Regions from separate parts of the Homo sapiens genome. Here region 2 is linked to region 1. A link is a loop called in an ENCODE intact Hi-C map of the cell type or tissue named here. Cell type or tissue: ovary. All regions are shown on one strand. Region 1 holds the start of ATP11AUN (ATP11A upstream neighbor lncRNA). Region 2 overlaps ATP11A (ATPase phospholipid transporting 11A).

The links. Peaks named below come from ENCODE experiments on the same cell type or tissue, not always from the same donor. Only the 100,000 strongest peaks of a DNase experiment are listed, where the experiment ranks them.
Region 2: a loop joins it to region 1, with 7 times the contacts of the local background. A loop is called at or near these places in 6 of 110 quality-filtered maps.

Annotation. Positions count from the first base shown.
Region 1 is chr13:112,645,953-112,648,452 of GRCh38, forward strand. It overlaps ATP11AUN (ATP11A upstream neighbor lncRNA), which reads left to right and starts at 1,092. Exons shown (of 3, transcript NR_164109.1): 1 at 1,092-1,646. RefSeq lists an enhancer at 1,798-2,500. In ovary, no CTCF peak of the experiment used is centred here; no DNase peak of the experiment used is centred here.
Region 2 is chr13:112,703,384-112,705,883 of GRCh38, forward strand. All of the region lies in intron 1 of ATP11A (ATPase phospholipid transporting 11A), which reads left to right. Among named protein-coding and RNA genes, the nearest start is that of ATP11A, 15 kb to the left of the region's middle. RefSeq lists an enhancer at 432-975. In ovary, no CTCF peak of the experiment used is centred here; a DNase peak (open chromatin) is centred at 1,168.

The DNA of each region.
Region 1 (2,500 bases):
TCTAAAATGGTGAAGGCGTCGGACCAGCTACTCAGCAGGTAGAAATCATATCTCAGAATGCAAGAAGAGAATTTGAGAAAACTGCTTTGATCTGCAGGTTTTGAAGGAACGGTGGGCATTTTGATGTCACTTTTCTGAGCAATTGTGCTCAAGGCGACCATGTAGACATGGGAAGGCATAACTGTCTGTTTCTAAGCACTGCTGGTAACAGACACCCCTGATCAGACAACCCGATCATTCCTCATCCCAGACCTCCCCCTTTTCCCTGCTAAGGAGATGCTGGCCAGGGAAGAGGCGAATTCACTCAATAATTCAGCAAAATAACTCGATGACTTTTTTTTTTTTTGAGACGGAGTCTCACTCTGTCACCCAGGCTGGAGTGCAATGGTGCCGGCTCGGCTCACTGCAACCTCCACTGCCTCCCAGGTTGAAGTGATTCTCCTGCCTCAGCCTCCTGAGTAGCTGGGACTACAGGAGCCCGTCACCACGGCTGGCTAATTTTTGTATTTTTAGTAGAGACAGGGTTTCACCATGTTGGCCAGGCTGGTCTGGAACTCCTGACCTCAGGTGATCTGCCCACGTCGGCCTCCTAAAGTGATTTAAAAAGGAAATATTCCCTCCTCCCCACTTTCATCTGGTTGTTCACATACTAATTCTGAGAAACACAGCCATTGCACTTTGATACTAATTATTCCATTTCTTACAATCTTTAACCAATACTCTGACAAATTGTTAATTTAAGAAGAATTTGCAAAGCAAGTAACCCTACTATGTTTTTTAAAAGGCAGACAAGAAAAGAGTGTGTGAAAGTGTCTCTTACTGTAACCTGCCCTGGAAGGGTAAGCCTTTTAAAATCACAGCCTAACACACCTGAATTCTGCATCGAGAACTTCAGCTTTCTGTGGTGTGTGACCGTATAATACAAGCTACATATGGTGGTGACCTACCAGTTTGGGTTGAATTAAATATTGAAAGCAAACTCCAGAAATATCTAAAAGGAAACACACCAGCAATATTGTATTGATTGTGGTAGGCTGCTTAATAATTAATTCCCTCACCTCAGTTTTTGAATGTTGTTCTGTTTATGCCTCAGTATCAAAAACAACTGAGAAAGGGGCCGCAGCTCCGGCCTTCATCTGCTATTGCAAATTCGGAGCAGGGTGCTACTGGGGGGTGGGGGAGTAAAGAGAACGGGCCCTTTCTTCGTGTGTCCACTTCGTAGGAACCCAGGCAAGAGTACCCAAGCAGACCTCTGCTTAAAGCAAAAACAGACTGAAGTTGTTTTCCCCTCAACACGGTGACCATCCCCAGGTTTAGCAGAGAGAATCTAAACAATGACCCTTGCAAACACAGCAAGGATACCGACAAACGCTGGAAAGCTCAGCTGTGGAGTTTTAGTCGTGGCTGAGTTTAGGTGGCCTTGCTTCAACGCCATCAGGGTTTTGAACACCGTCGGGGGGAAGACGCCAGTCTGCTCAAGTGGTGCCCAAACCAGAAATGCCAGTGTCATGTCCACGTTTCCGCTTCTTCGGAGAAGGGACCTGTCTCACACGTCCAGCCAGAGCTTCTGAGCTGGAGATGCAACCCTGCGACAGAGAAGCCCTGGTTTGTAATCATACCGAGCTTGGGCAAGGAGGCCGGAAAAGGTAGGTTCTATGTCTTGGGTGGGGCCTTGCTTAATTCTTTTTTGTTGTTGTTGTAGTTTTGAGATGGAGTTCCACTCTTTCACCCAGGCTGGAGCGCAATGGCACGATCTTGGCTCACTGCAACCTCCACCTCCTGAGTTCCAGTGATTCTCCTGTCTCAGCCTCCCAAGTAGCTGGGATTACAGGCATGCGCCACCATGACCGGCTAATTGTTGTATTTTTTAGTAGAGACAGGGTTTCACCATGTTGGCCAGGCTTATCTCAAACTCATGACCTCATGATCCGCTTGCCTCAGCCTCCCAGAGTAGTGGGATTACAGGCGTGAGCCACCGTGCCACGCCTCCTTGCTTAATTCTTAAAAGGCCTGATTGAGTTACGGATTTAACAACTGAATTCGTGAAAATAATCTCACTGGAAGGATTTTGCCAACAGGAAGAGTTCGGGATTGTTCATGGGCATTTTTTGTTTTGTTTTGTTTTCCTCATCACATGCAAAGCCTTCCTTGTTCCACCCACAGATGGGAGATGGAGACGAGTCTTTTCCTGACCAGGTTGTCAAGGCTCACGGGGGGCACACAGACCCTTCGGTCAGCTCCTACCTGCAGCCGGGAGCGGTACTGAGTGCCCAGCTTCAGGTTTCACGGATCTCGCAATGATCCTGACAGGCGCAGCAGCAGGGGGCCCAAGCAGGGTGGTGACTGCCCTGGGGGGCTCAGATAAAGCCAGCAGCACAGGAAAGCACAGCAGGGGCGGGTTTGTAAAGCAAGGGTGATGGTGAGGGGAGGGTTACCACATGGAGCCTGGGGCCGGGCCAGGCAGGAGAAAGAGGGCCTCATTCTGTTTTTCTAACCTTTG
Region 2 (2,500 bases), 57 kb after region 1:
TTAGGGGTTAGGGCTTCAATATGAGATTTTTGAGGGGATCACAGTTCAGCCCACAGCAGTGTCCTGGTGACCGAGGCACTATTTAGATGGCGAATATTCAGACGGATCGGAAATGGCAAAGAGGACAGTCAGAAAAACACATTACGCCTTGTCTGTTGCTTTATGAAATAGATGACAGAAGCATGTTCCACGAAGTCTGGAAAGACAGAACGTAATTACTTAGTGAGAATGGGTTATTTTTTAAGTTGTGGAACAAAGTTAGGTAATTTGACCCTTCTTAGATGTAACAGACCGCAGTTCCCGTGGTTGGTTCGGATCTAAGGTTCTGTGTATTTATGTCTTCTTTTTGCTTTTTTTTTTCCCACTGGAGAAAGCTGGTAGGGGAGAGGTGGTTGGTATTAAAACAATGCTATAACATATTGTTTTGGTGTTTGCATTACAATCCAAACACACAGCATCTGGCTTATTGACAAGACAGATGTTAGGGTTTACATCACAAAACGGGATTGGGCCTGTCTGCTCAGTAAACTCAGAGGCTGCTGGATCATGATCTGGTTCTTCCAGTAAATGGAATTGCTTTTTGGAGCCCATACTCTGTTCACCTGCGTGTGTGGAGGAGGACGTCTTACCGTTGACAAAATTGGACCGTGCTAGTTGGAAGTTGCACTTGAAATGCAGGTCAGAACAATGGGATACGCTGGTCCTGCTGTCCCAGGCGGGGGAGTCACGGGAGGGCTCGAGTGCCACACCACCCACACGTCAGCCACCATGTGGGTTCCCAAGGCAAGCAGTGAGTTCCCAAGCCAGCTGTCGTCCACCTTTCTGGGTTAGTGTCTTTTTAAATAATCAAAGGTCTTTACCATCCATTAAGTACTGGCCCAGTTGTTGTACGCACAACTCAGAGGTGATTGTAGGTTGTGACTGCTCTCAGTCGGTAGTTAGGGTGGCCTCTGGCGATTGTTGGAGGAATTATGGGTACTTTGCGCTCTCTTTCACTGAAAATGCAAGGCCAAGTGGCTCCAGCACTCAGCAGAAACCATAACTGGTTTTGATGCTCTTGGGAGCCCAAGGCCACAGTGGCTGCTCTGCCCCCGCGTTGTCTTATCTGGAAAGGTCTGTGGGAGGCGAGGCTCTGACTGCGGCGTGCGTCTCAGGTTTGTATCTGGAGCACGTGAGAGTATGAGATGGGCTGGGGGTGTCCCCCTCCCTCTGTACTTGCTCAAGTACAGGAGCAGCTTGCCTGAGTCTGAGATGGGCTGGGGGTGTCCCCCACTCTCTGTACCTGCTCAGGGACAGGAGCAGCTCACCCATTTCCTTCATTCTTTCTGGCTTTGTTGCTCACCATTGCCTGGGAAGGAAGTGGCTGCCTAAATAATTAAATAATCTCCTGCTTCAGAGAAAAGAGGATTTCCTCCAACCTATTTTCAGCAAAGGATTAGGGACAATGAGGTCCTGCCAGTAGAATGCCATCTAGATTTTGGTGTGGTTTTCCAAGGTCTCAGATTGCCCACGAAGACATGGAAATGGCTTTCAGACCTCAGCGGGACCCCTGGTGTGGGGGATGGGAGGTTTGCAGGCAAATGGGACCACAGATTCTCCTTCACTTTCCGATAAAATGCCTCACAAACGTGGAATAACGGGCATCTCCTTTTCTCTCTAGAAAGTGCAGTGAGGTGACGTGATTTCACTCAGATAAATGGAGACAAACCATTAAAATATTAGGTAACCATCAAGTATACACGTGCTTTTTTGTTTTCAGTAATAAATGACTTTGGTATAAATCTGAAAGCAACATGTAAAAAGAAAGCTGGAGCGACTGTCATGGTGGCTGGAGTTTCCTTTTGTCCTCATTTCTGATGTTATTTAACTCCTTTTACCATTTCTCGGATGTAATGTGGAAACAAAATGTGCAGGCCCTCGGCAGCGAATGACACGTAGAGAGGGAAACCCTGGGATTCTCGTAGGGGAGGGTGTGTGATGTCCTCAGCACGCGGGGGTGCTCAGCAGTTGATGTTCATCCCGCACGCACTGAGCAGCTGCTGTATGCGCTGAAGATTCTGTGGGGAGCAAGAGGTACAGGCGCCCCAGCTCTCCTGGAGACTGGGCAAGGATGGAAGGCACATGGCATGTAGCACACCCGCTGTGAGGAGGCGCCAGGGACAAAATGAGAAGGGAAGGGTGTCCGGGACGGGGCATGGAGGACGGGAAGCCGGCAGGGACCATCAGAGGACAGCTCCAGGCAGAGGAAGCCCCCCAGGAGGGATGAGCAGAGGCCTAGTCTGAGACCTAAGCAGGTGTCGACTGCCCCTTTAGTTTTCTTGCTCACAATACAGAATGTATGTGTTGCTTTTCAATAGTGTTTTAAGCTTGTTTAATATTATACGGCCAAAGGAGGAAAATGTTACATAGTAGGTAAATTTGGATGATTTTTAACATTATAAAGATGTATTGCTTTATTGAACGAATATACAATACATTGATTTATAGGTAATTTTTTTAT